Regions from separate parts of the Homo sapiens genome. Here region 1 is linked to region 2. Evidence: chromatin loops called from intact Hi-C (ENCODE). Cell type or tissue: IMR-90. All regions are shown on one strand. Each heading gives the region's core, and the rest is flanking DNA. Links, peaks and the distances in the headings are about the cores only.

Region 1 (10,831 bases), core at 1,181-9,180, 56 kb before region 2:
ATAAACTTTAAAACATATTTTCCTTGTTTTAAAGAGTTTAACAGGCACACTTTGTTCAATATAAACAACCTACTATTTAGATCATGCCGACACTAACACAAAACTTGTACCACAAGAATAAAAGTTAACACGATTTTTTTTTCTTTCCTTTATTTGATTAATGGACCTAAACAACCCCTACTGTATTTTTAAAAAATGAACTAGGCATTATATAAAATGCTTAACTACTAAATAATTAATTTGTTGGTTCAAGTGTTTAGAATATAGATTAGAGTTTTTTTAAAAGGTACTGGAAAAACATAGAAGTGTATGATAGAACCCCTGCTTGGAAACAAATGTGTGCAAATGAATGATGTTTGTAGGCATGTACAATAGTAGAGAAGAACTACCAATTTTTCTTTTAAAGAAGGGTAAGCTAAGAGTTTTATGGACTTCTTTCAAAAGCAAATAAATCACTTGCTCATTATAAATCTTGTTTATATTTTGGTTATATTAAATGGTATAGTTTATTTTTAATTAGAAGAAACTATTGATTACACAGATAACAAATATTACATTCTGGCCAATAGCAAAATTTTTAGACAAATGACAAAAGCATACCAATGATAAGTGTGAAGAAATAATTTCATAATGATGCTATTCCAATAGCACTAAGATCTTTGCTATCATCAATCCAAGGTTTAATTTTACAACAAAAGCAACATTTTTAATCTCTTTCTCTCTGTTAAAAGCATGCACACACACATCTATTCATGCACATATGCACAACTTCTCATGCCATACTGTCTCTATGAGCACAACTGAGGTTATCTTCTGTTTTTGACTACTTAAAAGTTTTCAGGGAAAAAAATCAATTATAATTTTACAAATCAATAATCAAAAATGAGCCCTTGCTGTAATTAAAGATCTCTCAAGGGCATTCTATATTTGAAGTGCAGCTTTCGGCCAGGCACGGTGCTCATGCCTGTAATCCCAGTACTTTGGGAGGCTGAGGCAGAAGAATCTCTTGAACCCAGGAGGTGGAGAGCAGCCCAGGCAACATGGTGAGACCCTGTCTCTACATAAAATAAAAAATTAGCTGGGCATGAGGAACATGCCTGTAGTCCCAACTACTGGGGAGGCTGAGGCAGGAGGATTGTTTGAGCCCAGAAGGTTGAGGCTGTGTGAGCCATGATCATGCCAGTGTACTCCAGCCTAGGAGACAAGGCAAGACCCTGTATCAATTTGAAAAAAATTAAAAGTGCAGCTTTCCATGAAGTCTTTCATGACAATTGATAGATGCAGGTGAAACAGAGTTTATCTTTTACTCAGCAGAACATTTTTTAGGTTAGCGAAACTTATCTATTTTTTTGTTAATCAGCAATTGTTAAATTTCTCCTCAGTTGGCATGAAGGTAAAAAAGCTTGGCTTGGCCTCCTTATTTTTATAGTTTGCTTTGAAGTACAATACATCTGTAAGATAAGGAAAGTTAAACTCGAGGTCTATTTCTCCTAACCTTACATTACAAATTAAACAATGATAAAGTACATTTCTTCTATGTGTGTGGTTCCAAAATTATTCATTGCAAAATCCTGTATCCTTTCCCATTTAATTAATTCCAGAGATTGAAATTTGTATCCTTGTCAATGTCAAATTATCATTTATATTATGAAAGGCATCACAAATACTATTCATTATAGTTCAACACCAATTCCTTTCTTTAAAGAAGAGAAGGTCATTTAATTTAATCTGGGCCAACCAAATCTTTCCTGGAAAAAGACAAATTATTGGCTTAAAATTTTTGGCAAGGAGCTGTACGTTTTTCTCCTTGATCATCTGAGAAGATTTAGCAGGATTTATTAGTCCCTAACATCTTGATCTCAGTCTCTAACAAACCACTGAAAATGAACACTTAAGGCTAATAAAGCTGACCCAGACAGATCAACCAATTCCATAAGATACAGGATGAAGAGGCTGGGCGCGGCGGCTCACGCCTGTAATCCCAGCACTCTGGGAAGCCAAGGCGGGTGGATCACGAGTTCAGGAGATCGAGACCATCCTGGCTAACACGATGAAACCCCGTCTCTACTAAAAATACAAAAGAAAAAAAAAAATTAGCCGGGCATGGTGGCGGGCACCTGTAGTCCCAACTACTCGGGAGGCTGAGGCAGGAAAATGGCGTGAACTCGGGAGGCGGAGCTTGCAATGAGTCGAGATTGCGCCACTGCACTCCAGCCTGGGCAACAGAGCAAGACTCCGTATCAAAAAAAAAAAAAAAAGATATGGGATGAAGAAATTATCAGGGTTCTTTTCTTGATTCCAGAAGTGATGGGCTATCCTGTCAGAAATTCATAACAAGGTAAATACCTGTGACACAGAAGCAAATAAGTAAATTACGGTGAAGATTACAGTTGAAGAAGTAGGATTTTTTTTTTTAACAAGTGAAAGTGTAAAGGAATAAAATGCCCTGGAATCACTAAAATCAATAAAACTTCAGCAGACCTATTACTTTTGGAACAAAAATGTCCTAAGTGGGTAATAACAACCTTTGAGTTCATCAGACAATTATCGTGGGTGCTACGCAAATTGAGTTAGGTAGAAATCCTGCTAGCATCGACAACCGCCCAATTACTACCAATATTATTAGTATATAGCAATAATCCTAATTACATTGGGTCAGATACACATGTTTCCAGAGTAAGGCCCAGTGCCACTTACAATCCTGGCTCTTAGGGCAGGCCCTGAGACCGATTGGAGAACTGCCAATGTGGTTGAATGTTTGGCAGTCATTACAATTCAGATGGGAGTTAGGGCAGAGAAAAAGGCACCAACTAATACGTAGTAATAAGTCTCAAGACAGGAGTATTAGACTCTGACTTATTCAAGATAAAAATAGAGTTGTAAGGTTGCCAAAACTAGCAGCAATGGCTGTAGTGACATTAACAGAATTTATACCATTCTTCTTTGAACCAACAATAACCTAAACTATTATTATTCTCTGCAGAAGAGATGCATGGAAGGTAGTTTTCTCTCTGTTAGAGCACAAAATGATGGAATGATCAAAGTTTTATTTTCCTTCTGGAATCCAGCCCAAAATAATTGCTGCTACAGCTGCAAGAAAACCCACTACAGTTGCCGGAATCTGCTTTAAGGCCAAACTGCCAATTCCTAGGTTCTACTTTTCAACGGGTGAATCCATCTTCCCTACATTTACTGCAGTGGTTAACCTTGATGCCAATGTCATTTCCAAGTTTTCATGGAGAACAAGAAGTGCAGAAATTAAAATGAAAACTTCTGTAACCTTTTTGAACACTTCGTATTAATTTCCCATTGCTGCTATTGCAAGTTACCACCAACTTAGTAACTTAAAACAACACAAATTTATTATACTGCAATTTTAGAGATCAGAAGTCCTAAATTTAAGGTGTCAGCAGGGCTGCATTCCTTCAGGAGGCTGTAGGGGAAAAATGTTTCTTTGCCTTTTCCAACTTCTAGAGGCCACCTGTATTCCTTGGCTCATGGTCCCTACCTCCATCTTCAGAGTTGGCAGTGTAGTATGTTAAATCTCTCTGATCTTTGCTTCCATCATCACATCTCTCTTACTCTGACCCTTTTGCCTCCTTCTTATAAGGGACCTTGTGATTCCACTGGACCCATGCAGACAATGCAGGATAATGTTCCTACTTCCAATCCTTAAATTAATCACATCAACATGGCCCCTGTGCCATGTAAGGTAACATATTCATAGGTTCTGGGGGATTAGGGCATGGACATCATTGGGGGATGGCATATTCTGTCTACCACAGTCCATGCTCTGATCCCCAAAGATCTATGTCCACTCTACATGCAAAATGTATTGACCTCATCCCAACATCTCCTCAAGTCTCAAACCATTGAAATTTCTCAGTGTTGTACTATATCTAACATAATGCCAACTGAAAATATTCCAAAACCAACTAGCAAAAATAGTGAAAGTATTTGCAATATCATAGTGTCACTGGATATCTTTGTTAATTTCTTTGTTTGTTTCCAAAATGATATCTTCCTCAACATCACTAGGAGTACCTTCATCTTTTAACATGGCAGTAGTTTCTGAAGCTTGCCATCCTTCCCAGTATGGCATAGTCACCATGTTTGGTGAAAGTTTGATAGCACCTGCCCATTTTTTCTATGAAAAGACTGCTGTGAGAAACTGATACTCCCTCCATGTGTTGTTCTGATCTATTACTAAAAGCCTGTGTTCCAGTTGATAATTTATCCTGCCAAATACCTTTGGTTTTTTTATTCCTGTCTTTCTGACTTTTCTGGTAAATGACTGGACCCATATTCAGCAGTAAGTTAAAAAAATTATCAGATTAAATTGCATTAAATTTAACTCCAATCTGCAAAACTTTCTCCAAGACTTGGACCACTATTGTGTTAGTAATAGATCTTCTTTATTATTAGTCATCTTGTCATAGCAACAGAATGTGTATTCCTCTGTTCTCAAACTGCATGAGGAACTGTAGCAGTTGAATCAGAACCACAAACACTGGTTTTAAATTAAGATACTGACTTTGGCCGGGCGGGGTGGCTCATGCCTGTAATCCCAGCACTTTGGGAGGCCTAGGCGAGTGGATCACGAGGTCAGGAGATCAAGACCATTCTGGCTAACATGGTGAAAACCCATCTCTACGGCCAGGCGTGATGGCACACACCTGTAGTACCAGCTACTCTGGAGGCTGAGGCAGGAGAATCACTTGAACCCGGGAGGCAGAGGTTGCAGTGAGCTGAGATTGTGCCACTGCACTCCAGCCTGCATGACAAAGCGAGACTCCATCTCACAAAAAATAAAATAAAATAAAAAATAAAGAAGATACTGACTTCATTGTATGGAAGAAAAATAATGTTTCCACTAATAAAAAATGTTCAGAAGGTGACAGGAAGAGGTAGATCTTAGGATGCACCTGACCCCAGCTCCTAGCAAACCTCAGGGCTTTTCTTTTACTGTCACCTGTCTCCATGTGGAGAGAGGGACAGAGACACTCTGGGCAAGGATGAAAGGACCATTCACTTCATCCTCAAGCATCTGAAGCTCCAGTCTCAGAGTTCCTTCCTGCTCAGCATCTTCTTACATCATCACTCATAAATCTACTTTTAATGTTAAATGTGATCAAGATTATCGCCCATCATAATAGACATGTTCCACAAATTTAAGCCCTATCTCTAGAAAGGCTGTAGACCATCATTTTGCTCTGAATCAGCAACGGTTTTGAGATTTTTGTGGCTTTTTTAGCCCATTGAACTAGCATGAGTCAGCCAGTCATTTTGAAACTGACAAAAGAGAAATTTGACTTTTGAAATTTTTTACACTGTATAGCACAGTGACTGTCCCTTGCCACCCTGCCAGCGTCCCACTGTCCTTGAGTTATATCAAAGCTACATATGTTGTGGGCCGGTCTGAGGCATTGTGGGCTATTTGATCCTTGCACTCTTCCACATAACCACCTGACACATGAACTGTGAAAATCTCAGTTGAGTTTGTTTAGAAAACCCTCACATGAGAAATACTCTTGGCTTTCTGAAGAACAGTCAGCAATTTCCCAGAATTTAATAGGAGTCAACAGGATTATACCATCATGGATATATGTCTAGCTAACTGTGATACAATCTTCTGGAAAAAAATAATGGAATTAATGTAAAATACTGGTAATGCCTGATATTTGACAGAACAGTAACACAGGGCCAAATATTTTTTTAAATGTTACGTGCTTGCATCCTTGGCTTTCGGGGTGAGGGGATTGAAAAGACTAATCTTTAAGATTTCTTCTCCTGAGAGCAATCCTAGGACTCTGAGACCACGTTTCCCAGTGGCTGCAGGTGACTGCTAAAGCTCCAGTGACCTCTTGATTTGAGACTCAAAGCTCTGTGTCTTGTCAAGATCAGCCAGGGCCTGGCACACAGGAAAATGTTTGCCTTCATGGCAGATAGTTGTTGAAATCTTACACCCTCCCATGATTATTATGGCGAAATCTTACACCCTCCCATGATTATTATGGCAGGCAAAACCAAACAACCCTTGAATCATAAATTTTAAACAACTGAAAAAATGCTTTCAGAGCCAAGAGAGGCTTTGATTTTTTCCCTTGTTGAAGATTTTTATCAAATGAGATAGAGAGCATTATGCTTTCTTCTTAACCATCATCTCCAAGGAGTTCAAGAAATTGTGGCTGGGTAGAGGCCCTTGGGATTCTCCTTTAATGATTAAATTAAAGAATGATTTGAAATGACTTTTTACATATAACTAACAATAATATTAAATTGTTGTTAAGTTCTGCATATAAGTATTACATCATGAAATACACCTAGAATGTTATATAACACACATAATATGTAAAGGAGCTACTTGTTTTATCTCCTCTTTGCAAATGAAGAAAGGATGCTTTAGACAGGTTGGATAACTAACCCAAGGCCACAAGTAACTAATCTGCAGAACTGACCTACCTGCCTCCAAAGCTCGGATCTTAACTACTATACTATATGGCAACCCTGGGAAAATAGAACAAAAAAACCTAACTTAAAAAGATACAACATATATCTGAGTTCAAATCCAACCTTCATCACTAACTCACTTCAAAAAGTGAGATTTTTGACAAACCTCACTTTCTTTAGTCACGAAGCTGAGGTGAGTTTTGAATGAGATAACGTATACAGTGGCACTCAGCAGAGTACCTGAACAAGATTAACTTGTTAATTGTTAACTTCTTTCCATTAAAAAATGAGATTTTCTTGGGGCAGGTGTGAACATCGCAGCTAGTGAGTGAGACTGCCTAAGCCCTCACTGCCCAATACGGTGGCCACACGGCTAGTTAAATTTAAATTAGATTTAAAGTTAAAGAACAACCTGTGTAAAAAATAAATACTACATGTCATGGAGGGATCTGTAAACACCAAGAGGAGTATGAGTCAGAACAACTGTGTGAAAGATAAGGTCAGATGGAGATAAATCCCTGGGGTGCCAAGAAAGCCCTGGGGGTGGGGGCGTGGAAGCAAAAGACAGCGGGTCTCTGCGAGTCACTCTTGTTCAGTCTCAGGACCCTGGGAGACACTCATGGTTTCCTGGGCTTTTTCCCAGGAATTTGGCATTGAACTTGATGTTAATCTGAGGGAGTTTCCAGTTCCTGGCTGCGAGGCTGGATGAGGACACGTGGCCCCGAGGCACAGAGAGCCCAGGGCTGTGGGCAGAGAAGAGTCAGAGCCTCAGGGGCCTCGCCCTGTCCAGAACTCCACGTGACATGACGCCCCACAGAGCGAACCTCTGACAAACAAGCATGGGGCCCGTGTTGCCCTAGTGGATGGAAATGGACGTGGGAAGCAAGGTATGGTACAGATGCTGCCTTAGAGAGAAAGATAATTACAGGCAAAACTGAGCTAGACGACTCTGCTCCAGTTTGAAAAGTTTGCCATTTGAATGGCAAAGACTGAACAGCATATAAGCGTCCACTTTCTGACAGTAACCACCTACATATGGTCAATTGTAACTATTTACACTAATAATATATGCTGGGGATTCTCTGTCTCCCCATCTACATCTATTCTCCCTGGCCTTGTCCCCGGGGAGAATGATTTCCGGGACCATCTTGGCAATGCCTTGTGCGCTGATCTCCGCTGGGTTTGGTGAAGAGGAGACTTGAGGAGATAGAGAAGCTGGAGGTCCAGGGGCTCTGCAGTGGCTGTGCTCATGTCCTGAGGAGCACACCCCTTGCAGGACACCTCTCCCGTGGCTGTGGTTCTGGCTGGGTCCTGGATGACAACTTCCTTCTGTTGCAGCCCCTTCAGGCCCTGGCTCGTAGTGTTTGCAGAAACGTGGTGCTTTGCCCTGCCCTGTTGTTGTTAACCAAATCACATACTGGTAACTAACTCTTTCACTAAACTCTTGCCCATTATCCATTTTGAGGGTTCCTGAGATGCCAACTGATCCTTGAATCTAATGATTTGAAGATGGCTGAGAACTCCTTAACAGGCAAAATAGGTTTTGTTGGCCGGGCGTGGTGGCTCAAGCCTCTAATCCCAGCAGTTTGGGAGGCCAAGGCGGGCAGATCACCTGAGGTCAGGAGTTCGAGACCAGCCTGGGCAACATGGTGAAACCCCGTCTCTACTAAAAATACAAAAATTAGCCGGGCATGATGACATGTGTCTGTAATCCCAGCTACTCGGGAGGCTAAGGCAGGAGAATCGCTTGAACCTGGGAGGCGGAGGTTGCAGTGAGCCGAGATTGTGCCACTGCACTCCAGCCTGGATGACAGAGTAACACTCCATCTAAAAAACAAAAAAAAAAAAAAAAAAAAGTTTTATTGTGGCTTTTCCTTGTGCTCTATGTTTATATGGATACTGATACGGTTTGACTGCGTCCCCACCCAAATCTCATCTTGAATTGTACCTCCCATAATTCCCTCGTGTGGTGGGAAGGACCAGTGGAGGGTAGTTGAATCATGGGGAGGCGGATCTTTCCTGTGCTGTGATAGTGATTAAGTCTCAGGAGATCCAATGATTTTATAAAGGGGAATTCCCCTACACAAACTCTCTCTCCCCTACCACCATGTAAGAGGTGACTTTGCTCCTCATTGGCCTTCCATCATGATTGTGAGGCCTCCCCAGCCATGTGGAACTGTGAATCAATTAAACCTTTTACCTTTATAAATTACCCAGCCTCGGGTATGTCTTTATTAGCAGGGTGAGAACAGAATAATACAGATACACTGCAATGAACCCCAGGTCTTGGCCAGGATCTTTCTCTGTCTTCATTTTTGTCCCTTTACTTTAATACTATTTATATATGGATGACTTCTACATTGATGTCACTTGCCTAAACTTCTACAGAGTTCTAAATTTGTATACCCAACTGTGTACTTGACCTTTCTTTTTGAATTTTCTATAGGCAGTTCACACAGAACATGTCCAAAGCAGAATCTGCCTTAATCCTCACCATCCTGCTCCCTAACCTGTTCTTGCCCATCTTCCCTACTTTAGATTTTGGTAAATTACACCACTATTTAACCAAACGCTCAAACTATAAACTTAGGTATTTATTTCTTAAGTTTATTTTTCTTCTATAAGCTCCCCCCACCGCTGCCACCTTTTTTTGGTCTGCAACCTAGAAAGAATCCTCTAGGAATAATTTTTTGCATTATTATTTGCTATGGTAATAACAAGGAAACATTACATTGAAATGCAGTGTTAATAGGGCATTTAATTTATTTAACTTACTTTGTAATATTGTGAACTGTCTATAAGTCTGTTCTTATTACACTAATGACAACTAACAAACCTAAGCATCCTCTAACTTTCAGTAACATTGGTAGCTATTTACGTTCATAAATTATTTCCTGTAAGCCCTCAGAGGAAAATTACCTCTTAATCTTTTCTTACCAAACGTCTCACAAAACCAGTGGCTTAAAGGGGAAATATTCCTTTTGCAACCACATCCTGTCCCCAGGCTTTCTCTGTGTGCCAAAGACACATGTTTGTGTTTATCCTCTGATTCTGAATCACTACTGAACTTAAATTTCTTCCTGGTGACTGCCTGGGGGTCGAGATGACTTATTTTAGATGAAATTTGATTAACCCAATGGGTACCACCAAGGAAAAATGCCGTAGATTTTTTATTTTGGTCCTACAATCATTATATGTGTGTGTGTGTGTGTGTGTGCGTGCGCGCGCGCGTGTGCGTGTTTTGCCATGGTAGATTTCTAGGGATGCAGGAATTTGCTTTTAGATATTTTTAGATATTTCCTTTTAGAGAGTGTTTGAGGCGAGAGGGCATAGATTGCTTTCAGATCATGCCAGTCTTCAGATGTCAGAAAAGGACAAAGACATAGCTAGTTCTGGGATTTATTTTAGAAAGGAGATTGACTGCAGGCAATGACACTGGGGAAACACAGGCAGGGCCAACCTGAGACGAAGGCAGAGAAGCAGCTCACCAGGCAGATGGGAGCCATCGGGATGCTTGCTGTTCTTGAAAAACATATCCTCTTCCTGCAGTATCTTATTGGAAATGCCACAGTTGGGGATGTATTCTCTTATCAGAAGGCTTCTTGTTCTCTATTAAAACACAACACCCCAGGAAGCTATTGCACCGAGCCTTAACAGCCACGATGCCACTATGATTAGTTTATCGGCTCGTTTCAAAGGGTGAATGGGATGGAGGAGAATATTGGGGCATGGAGGGGAGAGGTTGTCCTGCAGGTGAAAAGAGTGTGGGCAGGGGAATAATGGACTGGGAATGGTGACTGAGGATCTGTGTTAGTTGTTAGAAAGGATCAGGTAGACCAAAGTGCTAGGAGTGAAACAAATAAAAAAATTATTAGGCATGAGTAGATGTGTTTCTGCACCCATCAGATTTTGGGTAGAATTTCTCCCCATCCCTGCTGGCATCTGGTCTGGATCTCTCCACTTTTTTATTGCTCACAATCCTTGGTTTTCAGACACTTGTAATCCCACTCACTCTTCCTGGCCTTCCTGATTAACCTGAGATTTTAAAAACTGATTTTGTATTTTTAGTAGAGACGGGGTTTCACCATATTGGCCAGGCTGGTCTAGAACTCCTGACCTCGTGATCTGCCCTCCTCGGGCTCCTGAAGTACTGGGCACTAGCCAGGTCTGGTGGCATGTTCCTGTAGTCTCAGCTACTCGGGAGGCTGAGGCAGAAGAATAGCTTGAACCCAGGAAGCAGAGGTTGCAATGAGCTGATATTGTGCCACTGCACTCCAGCCTGGGCCACAAAGAGAGACTCTGTCTCAAAATAAATAAATAAAAATAAAACACAAAACAAAACAAAACTGATTTTGTTTTCTGCTCTGTCTTCTCTGATTTT
Region 2 (10,831 bases), core at 1,756-9,755:
CACCTGAGGTCAGGAGTTCGAGACCAGCCTGGCCAACATGGTGAAACCCTGTCTCTACTAAAAATACAAAAATTAGCCAGATGTGGTGATGCATGTCTGTAATTCCAGCTACTTGGTAGGCTGAGGCACGAGAATTGCTTGGACCTAAGAGGTAGAGGTTGCAGTGAGCCAAGATTGCACCACTGCACTCCAACCTGGGCAACAGGTTGAGACTCTGTCTCAAAAAAAAAAAGAAGAAGAAGAAGAAGAAGAAAATGGACTTTTATTGCCCTTGCTTATCAGTTTACCAGAAGAAAATAGCTATATTAACACGAAAATGGTATGTAACAAGTGAAATTATACTTATGCTCACATTGTTATTTTGACTAAACATTAATTTACTGTTGAGCTTTCTATAACCAAGACAAACAAAAAAAATCATGAGGGTTGCATAATTTTCATCATTGAATTAAAAAAGGCAGACCATTTTGCCAAGAAAGGCACTAATTTTGCAGGCAAAAAATTCTCTGACCATATGTGGCTGCCTAAATGAGAAGCATAGTATCTGTTGAGAACTGTGAAAAGTCTGAGATTTTACCCTATTTGTGAGATAACAGCTTAGCAAGTCACAGGTTCATGGATGCTGGTGAAAGACACTAGACTGCCTGGCCTGAGACTAAGACTTTATTACTCACAAAAACAGCAATACCCAGAGAATCGGCTTTTGTTGTACTGGTTCCTTGAGTTCCAGTTCTTCTAGGGTGACACAAAGAGGACCATGTAACATCAGCACACATACTGGTTGCATTCCAGGATGAGACTTTGACCTTAGGCCCCGGGCTGTAGTCATGACTGACCATTGCTCCAGGAAAACACGATCTCAATCTTCAAAGGCTGTTCACTAGAGAAACATTCTGGGAAAAGTAGCTCAGAATAAAAAAGCAGTCAGCGATTCTATTTGTAAGGTGTGCGGAAACCCAAGAAACCCATGGAGAGTTATCTCACAGCACACACTGAACGACAGTGTCACAGGCCATGCATGGCAGTCATCAGATGGCTAATCATTGATGGGCCTCATTTAAATCCAAAACTCACCTGTTGAAATACATTGTAGAGCTAGTTAATGTGATCTCCAGTACAGCTTTTTGTCAACATAATTTGATTTAACATCAAGAGAAAAGGGTGCAGGAAAAAGGATTAATGAACCAGTCCGAGGAGAGTGATCACAAGTGACAGCAAGAGGTGCCTGTTGAGATGGCCACGTCTAGCTAGTGAAGTCTGGCTCTTTTGATAGCCTTTGAGTCCTCTAATGAGGACTGATAGTGAAGGGTTATGCCCTTATCTGGTTGGGTGTGGTCTCTATTGGTTGGGTGAATATTTGGACCCTTTTGGCTTGACACCTTTTGAAATGTAAGATGGAGTCTTTTTCTAAGATGGAGTCACTTATGTCAAGGGTGTTCTATACACTGCCTCCTGGCTCCATTCAGCATCCCTAGGTCTTCTGTCTTATCCCTCTTTCATGCCCCACTCCCTCAGACATCATAAGCCTCAGGGCCTCCTCGGCCTCCTTTACTTGGCAGAGTCCCCAGCCTTGGGCCTCCCTTCTTCTTGGGGTCTGAATGCCGAACATCTCCCTAGGTCCTTGCTGGGGGCCCAAGGTGCATCTTGGTGAAGATAAATCTCAGCAAAGACGTCGCTGACTGGAACCTGCATCGTTCGCAGGGCTCTCTGTGCATTAAATGAAACATTGTGCTTCTTTACTGTTATCAGTAACATAACACTTTAATAGATCATGCCTCAGCGACTGGGCCATTTTCAGTACTGTCTAATTTAGAGGGTTGGATAAATAAACATTTCCAATCAGTAACAAATGTAGCTATCCTGTAGAGTCACCACCTCCATATTTCACAAATCCACCTACTCTTCCCCATGCCTGGTTACCTGGCTGCAGGGGAATACATCTCTGACATCTCTGCCTCCTGTCTGCATGCCCGGACTCCAGGCTTGCCCTTCCAATGGAGTCTTTCACATGCACACAGAATGATGCTCCTCAAAGGACATGCATCAAGTTTCCTGCTTAAATCTCTTTGCTAGCTCTCCACAGCTGTCAGGATACATATCAAACCTTTTAACAAGGTTTTTATGAGGCTGCTTCTACCAACCTCTCCAGCTTCATTTTTCATCACCCTGAACCCTTGTACATCACATCTCAAATTCGCTGAATGAATGCTGTATCAGTTTGTTCTTACACTGCTGATAAAGACATACCTGAGACGGGGCAATTTACAAAAAAAAAAAAAAGTTTTAACGGACTCACAGTTCCATGTGGCTGGGGAGATCTCACAATCTTGGTGGAAAGTGAAAGGCATGTCTCACATGGCAGCAGACAAGAGAAGAGAAGGTGGGCAGAGAAACTCCCCTTTATAAACCTATCGGATCTCATGAGACTTAGTCACTATAATGAGAATAGCACAGGAAATATCTGCCCCCGTGATTCAATTACCTCCCACCAGTCCCTGTCACAACACGTGGGAATTGCGGGAGCTACAATTCAAGATTAGATTTGGGTGGGGACACAGCCAAAGCATATCAAATGCCTTTCAGTTCCTGTGTCATCTCATGCTCCACGGACAGTTTGATATGTTCTGTCTGTGCCTGTGATACACCCTCACGCCCTCCACCTGTGCTTAGCAGGCTCCTGCTCATCCCGGACTTCAGTTCAGGAGGGTTTCCTCCAGATCAGCAACTCTGCCCAGGCCATTTTCTTCCATCTTCCCCTGATCTTCTCTGTGACAGCTCAAGTCATAAAGTAAGCAACATAGACATTTTTTGTCTCTTTCCTGCTAGTATATAAGCCTAATTAGAGTTACCTCTTGGCCCATTAAGAATACTTTAAAAATAATAATCATAAAAATATTTGATATTTATTGAGTCCTCATCATCCGCCAAGTACTGCTAGAAACACTTTGCCTGCATCTCTCATTAATCCTCTCTCTCAATGAGAGACAGATGTGGCTGCTATTCTTATTTTACAGATGCGGAAACTAAACACAGAGAAATTAAGGAAGTATAGGAAGGAAGTGGTAGAGTCAGGGCATCAGTGAGAAAATATCAATTGTTCTTTGAGAGACTGCAATTCTAATTCTTCCAGATAGGTATTTTGATCTTTATTTTACAAAAAACAAACTAAAGTGCAAAACATTGTACTTGCCCAGGTTGACGTAAGTAGGAAGGGGCTGCTGTGAACCCTTAGAACTCAGGGTGCCTGAACCAGGAGCCCGTGCCCCTCCCACACCTCATCCCTCTAAATGTCTCCATCTCAGTGAGGACCCGCATGGATCAAAGTTGGGCGTGCATGTCATGTTGTTTTACAATTGTCATTGGTAGGAAAAGATCCCTGAAAGGAGAAAAGTTCATATAGGAAGAAATCAGTTAACACAACAAAGTAATGGGGTTTTACCTACAGGAAATATAGATGCATGGCTTGAAATTAGGTACTTGAGGTGGATCACACATATTTTAGGATTGCCCCCTCAAATTATTTTACAAATGAACCTTCTGAAAATATATTTTTATATTTCAAATCCTTAAAAAAAACTGAAAGTTATAAGAAAGATCAAATTACAACGTTTACCATAAATTTTGTTAAAACTAACACATTATGAGAAATACATTTCTTTCTGTATTTTTGAAAGGTTTCAGTAAAGATCAGTGCTCTTACTTAGGATGGTTCTAATTGTCTGAGTCTGTTATGTGTTGGAGATAAAATACTTGATTTAGTGATATAATGTTTCGCATAAATTGTTTTTGTTAAAAGATACATATTCTTTGGAAAACATTCCAAAGCAATATTTGATATGAATGGGAAGTCAATTCATTAGCTTTATAAACTGAAGGAATAGAGACTTTTCAAATATGGATTAAATAAGTGGAAGCAAGTTTATATTCTTGTTGATAAGTTTAATTTCTCATAGAAACAGTGGGAGTTGATACCAGGTGCACTCTCTGAAATGCTGAGAACCTTGTTTCATGCTTTGCAGCTCTCCCTTTTGTGTATGTGAGTCCCTGATAATAATTGCATTTAGCTGATTAAATCAACATAAGATAGCTGTTTATGAATGTTAAATTCTTACTTTCAAGGTTATTCTTGATTTTGGATTATATTTTCTGGCAAGAGATATTTAAATTTTTCTCAACGTAAGATTGAAGGAATATGGAAATATATTACGTCAAGGACATAATCTGACACACAGCTGAACTGTAGAGGAAAACAAAATTATGAAATAATAAAAACCAAAGGTTCTACTCCCACTCAAGTCTGATTCTTTAGGGCTCATCAGTTCTCTTTCTTTTAATTATAGGAAAAGTGTGTAAACCTAGAAGTCCACAGTAAACAAACTCGGACCTTTATTATATCATAAGAAAATTAATTATACATATTTATGGAAATCCATGAGGTAATTTGGTTGCTTATTCTAAAATAAGCAGTTAGATGTAGGAATAACAAATCTGGAAGCATGGCTGAAACCAGACACTTGGAAGCTTGCTTTCAAATCTTTGATCCTTGCTGATTGAGACTGAATTTCCTTTTTTTTTTAACTGAGGAAAAAAAATCTTTTGTAGAAGGATCTCTGACAAAAGTTAAATTTGAGTGGAAAATTGTAAAATCACAACCTTTTGGATCTTTCAATAAGGGTTTAACCCAATGTCATGGCCTTATGAAGCTGAACCAGTCTAAAGATCCTCCCAAATTCAATTCAAGATGTTGTTGATAATAAAGATGCTAACAATTAGTGTCTGAAGGCATGTGGAAATGATTTAATGATAGACATACTAGGTAGGGAGGTTGTGGGAACTAGGCCTGATGCTTGTGATGCCCTCGTAAAGAAAATTTATCTGAATAAAGCCAGGCTCATTTGTTGACATATTTTTCATGACTGCTTTTGCACAACAATGGCAGAACATAATTGCTACCGTCATATGGCCCACCAAGCCTAAAATACACACACACACACACACACACACACATATATATATATATATATATTTTTTTTTTTTTTTTTTGTGAGACAGAGTCTCGCTTTATCACCCAGGCTGGGGTGCAGTGGTGTGATCTCAGCTCACTGTAACCTCCGCCTCCCGGGTTCAAGTGATTCTCCTGCCTCAGTCTCCCAAGTAGCTGGGATTACAGGTGCCCCCCACCACACCCAGCTAATTTTTGTATTTTTAGTAGAGACGGGATTTCACCATGTTGGCCAGGCTGGTCTCCAACTCCCGACCTCAGATGATCCGCCCACCTCAGCCTCTCAAAGTGCTTGGATTAACATACTTATATCTTTACAGAAAAAAATTTGCCAGCCCCTGGACTAGAAAACCAGTGAACAGAACGAAAGTGTTGGCAGATTCATTTTCTCTACTTCCACCCATCCATCCTGGCCATAGGCTTCTATGCCGGAAACGTTCTCTCACTATCTATAATTCTTAATTTTTGAGGTTAGTTTCTTCCCTTTTTTGATTTAGGGTTTATATTTGAGATTTTTTTCCATCACTGCTTCTAGGCTTAGAGATACTGTAAGTTTCTTTTCATTTTGAAATTGGAATTTCAAGCTGTGCAGACACTGCATGCAAGGCAGCCTGTACCGCAGGTCAGGGAGAGTGCATTCCTGGGAGTCAGCAAGTCTGGGTTTCCCTCCCAGTGTCGACCGAGTGAGCTGTGTGACCACTGTGAAGGTATTAGAATGCTCGGCTCTTCGGTTTTCTGGTAGAATAATTGAAGTCCATAAGCCTGGCGCGCCTCCTGGAATTGTTTCTACAGTGAAGCAAGAGATAAACATTTGAAAGGAATTTTCATTTTGAAAAGTCAAAGTGCAGTTTAGTACTATCTTCACTAAATATGGATCTCTGGAACTAAAACACAGAATTTCTTAAGAAGACAAAACCGAATTAACCTGTATTTATTAAGGATCTTCTGTGAGAAAGGAAATGACGCCCCACTGATGGGAGCTGACAATCATGCCGAACGATCATGCCGCCTGCCGACCTGACCCAGCTGAGGTTAGGGTGTCCTGTGGATGCCCTGAGCCACCAAACAGGCAAGGCTAGTCTCTGTAATCAGTCTTTCTAAACTTCCTGAACTTTAGTTAACTCGGATTTTCCAACTCATAGGCAGAAAACTGCATCTAGAATTGGCTTCTCCCCAAACATGATCTTAGCTGGATGAAAACCTAAAAAGCAGAACATCCAATTTCATCATGGAGCACATAATTTAAAGTGCTGCAGTTGAGCGCTACTTGGCAGTAGAAAAACAGTTAAGAACAAACTCTCTGCTGTGAACACTCAACTATCAGCAGCAATTCATAATCATGTCTGCATTTTTCAATGCTGTAGTTGATTAAGAAGGCAAGATTAAGCAATGCATCGTCTAACGGATTTAGCCTGTTTCTCCTTTGGAATTTAGTGACAGATTTGCAGAGTCCACAGTTCCACGGATGTTGGTTATTTTTGAATGTTTTTCTTACTAAATGCTCAATAATACGAAAACGCTGTCTGGGGAGCCTTTTCTTTTTTTACAGCACATTCTTATTTCAGACAAATTGCCATCTTTTTTACTCTTTCAATGTTTTTAAAATTCAAAGGGATAAACAATTAGTTTTCAAAGAATAAGAAAAAAATGAAAACAAAGGACTATTCATTCAGTGCTGCAGTACTTTAACAACGAGTACCCTGAGAGTGGAGAAAATATATATTGTTGTTAAATTAAAGTGTAAATAGACACCTAGGACATAAATTAACCTGCTTTTACAGGGGAAGATAGGTAAATAGAAAAAAACAGAATGACTTAGCCAGCTGTTTTGATTTATGGTTTTAAATATTTCATGCTATGATTTGTGTGAGTTAAGCCATAGGGCATTCAAAACTACTTAAATCTCCCTCAAAGACATTCATTTGCAATTAAAGCATACTCGTGAAGTTCTTTGGGGCTATTTTTCCCTTGAGTTAATGCAACAGGAGAAATTGTTTAAATTCAATGTTCTTTCCTCACAGTGTTTTACTGAACGAACCTAGAGGTTTCTCTTCCTCTCTGCTTCTTTGTGGTAATGGGTCCAATCCATCCTTCCTTCATGTTCTCCACCCACCCCCAATCTCATTTTTCGTATTTGTTCTCAACTCTGATCCACTGATTTCTGAGATACTTTTTTCCTGTTATTATCTCCATGATAGTTCCTTCTGAGTTTCTTTTCCTGGTTTTCCCTCTTCAGTTCCACATTGAAATCAGAGTTTCCATCTTCAGTTGTTCTGGGCCCTCTCCCCTGGGGGTTCATCTTCTCCCCTCTGTTGACTGCCACCCTTCTGTGACTCCCAAACACTGGCCTCTGGCCTGCCTTCTTTAGTCCATCCTGTTCTCAGCTGCCTGTGGGCATCTCCTTTCAGATGCAGGCATAGAACCTTGACTCAGTGTGTCCAGAATGGCGCTCTTGACTATCTCTGGCCCTACTTCTGTTTCTACTAAAATCCAGGAAAAAGAGACTGCTTTCTTCTGCCTCTTTCCTCAGTAAAATGCACTAGCCTTCTTCTAGGTGCTCAACCTAAACCTCTATTCATTTTTCAGTCCCATCTCTCCTTCATTCCTGTCATCCAGTCACTAAATCATATTGCTACTATATCTAAGTCGTATGTCCCATCTTCTCTTCTGTATTTCCCCCTAGAACAGATCTGCTTTTCACCTGCGTGACTCACAGTGGCCTCCCAACCCATCCTGTGCTCCTTCCCTGCTTGCTCCCACCCCCATACTGGTCTCCATAGAGGCATCAGAGCTTTTTCCCAGGCATAGGTCCAAACATATCAGTCTCTTCTCGTCAACCCTAAAAGCCATAGAGAATAAATCTAAACTCAGCCTTGTTGCCAAGACCTGCTTTAATATTGTGCCAAAGTAGCTTTTATGCCTTATTTTCTACTACACTTCACTCCTTTATAGACCTGATGTTTCTTTGCTTTTCAGCCTCTTGGTCTTTACTCAAATTGTTTTCTGCATTTATGCACCTCTTATCTCACTCTGTGGGTCCCTGAAAACCATATCAGTTTCATAAGCCAGCACGCATGTCATCTTATCAACGGATACCCCAGTTCATTCTCCAGCCCTTCCCCACACCACTTCAGTGAGGCCTTTCTTGAACAACCGACTGAAGACTGTGCCTTCACCTCTCTCCTCCTTCATGTCCATTGCACTAGAATCGTCTAGCCTGGCACGCCAGACCGATATGTATTTGGCTTATTGCTGCTTTCCCCATCAAAACATGAACTTGATGGGAGCAGCATGGGAGGAAGTGTTCTCTATCCAAATGTGCCAGAAGCGTTCTCTATCCAATCATGTCTGATGGCACTGTTTTTGTACATCGATTCTTCTCATCACACTCTAATTGGATTAGAATCGTTTCTTCATCAACCTTTTAAATTTAACACATTCAACTCAAGGTGCACTGTGAATATAACATAGAATATTCCCTCTTTGTTAATCTTAGGGAGCCCACAATCTTCCTCTAAATTCCTCCCTGTCATAACTTTGTCCTCTTATTCCTAAACTCAACAGGGTAAGTTTAGAGGAAATAGCCTTGCAACAACACAAAAATTCTATGTGGCAGATGTTAAATAATGTCTGGTGAATTGACTTTAACAGTATGAAAACAATTTATTGTTGAAGAATATGTTTTTTGGGTATGTAGACAGTAATAGTTAAATGAATCTGGGCTATGGAGTCAGGCAGTCTTGAGTTGAATTTGTGAGCCATTACTTACTCACTGTGTAATGTAACAACTCTGGCTTCAGACTAAAAAGTCTATAAAACTCACTAAAAATACATATCTGGTGTGAAGATTATTAATGATGACAGCTAACCTTACACAATCCTTATTTTTTCCTGTTTTTTAAATGTACTTCATGCATTTAACTGCTTGATATGTTCATTAATTTAATATTTTAAAAAATCCTTTAAGGTAGGTGTTTTGTTATAATCTCCAGTTTAAAAATGGGGAAAGTAGGGATAGTGAGATTGTCTTAAAGCTAGTAAGTGACTGAGCTGATTCTTGTTCTCAGATCCATGCTATTAGCTACAATATTTACCTGCCTTTATGTTATTAAGTAAAGTACAGTGTCCTCAGTATCCTCAGCTTCCACATTCAGGGATTCAACCAACTTTGGATCATATATATTGGGAGGTAACAATAAAAAATGACAGTGCAATAATAAAAGTACAAATAAAAACAATACAGTATAACAACTATTTACATGTAATTTGCATTGTATTAGGTATTATAAGTAATCTAGAGATGCTTTAAAGTATACAGAAGGATGCATGTTATGTTATATGCAAACACTGTGTCATTTGATATCAGGAACTTGAGCATACTAGGATTTTGGCATTCTGAGTGGTCCTGGAACCAATCCTCCACAGAATATGAGGAAGGACTGTAATGCATATAAAGATATACTTCTTTAGCTCTTGCCTTGTGGAAGATATTTAATCAACAGGGGCAAGTATTATGATTGCTCTAACTCTAAAGTTTATTTAACCACAAGCAATTTTGAAACATGGAGATACTCATTCAGCAAGAGCTGGGCAAAATCTTTTTAACTTTTGGAAGCAAATGTAATATTATTCAGGGCAGAAGATCCACATGGCAAAGGAAGAAAATGAGAACAGATGTCAAAATATCCCCTTAGCTAATTTTTATTTTGCTTTTGTGGCAAACCAGGTCTCACAAAAGCTAAAAAAGCAGGCCTCCACAACAACAATTTCGGCACTGACTGAATGGTTAGGTTAAATATTAAAGGCTGAGAAAGCCAGTGCCCTTAGACAAAGACTGGAATGAAATAAAGGCCCACCAAGAGTCTTGCCTAGGCCTTTCTCGGCCTTGAAGCATGACAAGAAAATGAAGGAATTTGGCCAGGTGTGGTGGCTCATGCCTGTAATCCCAGCACTTTGGGAGGCTGAGGCAGGTGGATCACGAGGTCAGCAGATCCAGACCATCCTGGCTAACATGGTGAAACTCCATCTCTACTAAAAATACAAAAAAAAAAAAAAAAAATTAGCCGGGCATGGTAGCTGGTGCCTTTAGTCCCAGCTACTTGGGAGGCTGAGGCAGGAGAATGGCATGAACCCAGGAGGTGGAGCTTGCAGTGAGCTGAGATCGTGCCACTGCACTCCAGCCTGGGCGACAGCGAGACTCCGTCTCAAAAAAAATTAAAAAAAAAGGAAATGAAGGAATTCTCACATTCCTCCTACCAGGACCCATTTAGGATTAAACAGGTTTTATTGGGGTCTAAATGAACTCCCCAGACCTCCATACTTTAGCAGAAGAAAAAATAAGGATAATTGTTGCGGGAAGTCAGGGACCCCAAACGGAGGGACCGGCTGGAGCCATGGCAGAGGAACATAAATTGTGAAGATTTCATGGACATTTATCACTTCCCTAATAATACTCTTATAATTTCTTATGCCTGTCTTACTTTAATCTCTTAATCCTGTTATCTTTGTAAACTGAGGATGTACGTCACCTCAGGTCCACTGTGATGATTGCATTAACTGTACAAATTGATTGTAAAACGTGTGTTTGAACAATATGAAATCAGTGCACCTTGAAAAAGAACAGAATAACAGCGATTTTAGGGAACAAGGGAAGACAACCATACGGTCTGACTGCCTGCAGGGTCGGGCAAAAAGAGCCATATTTTTCTTCTTGCAGAAAGCCAATAAATGGATGTGCAAGTAGGAGAGATATCACTAAATTCTTTTCCTAGCAAGGAATATTAAGATCCTAGGAAAAGAAGTGCATTCCTGGGGGAGGTCTATAAATGG

The links. A loop is a pair of places that touch in the nucleus more often than their neighbours do. Peaks named below come from ENCODE experiments on the same cell type or tissue, not always from the same donor. Only the 100,000 strongest peaks of a DNase experiment are listed, where the experiment ranks them.
Region 1: a loop joins it to region 2, with 4 times the contacts of the local background. A loop is called at or near these places in 2 of 110 quality-filtered maps.

The regions. Positions count from the first base shown.
Region 1 is chr18:11,319,844-11,330,674 of GRCh38, reverse strand. It overlaps the pseudogene LOC100130329. Among named protein-coding and RNA genes, the nearest start is that of LINC01928, 130 kb to the left of the region's middle. In IMR-90, for the core only: no CTCF peak of the experiment used is centred there; DNase peaks (open chromatin) are centred at 4,464, 5,234 and 7,034; H3K27ac peaks cover 1,433 bases.
Region 2 is chr18:11,264,347-11,275,177 of GRCh38, reverse strand. No RefSeq gene overlaps it. Among named protein-coding and RNA genes, the nearest start is that of PIEZO2, 120 kb to the right of the region's middle. In IMR-90, for the core only: no CTCF peak of the experiment used is centred there; no DNase peak of the experiment used is centred there; H3K4me3 peaks cover 532 bases; H3K27ac peaks cover 412 bases.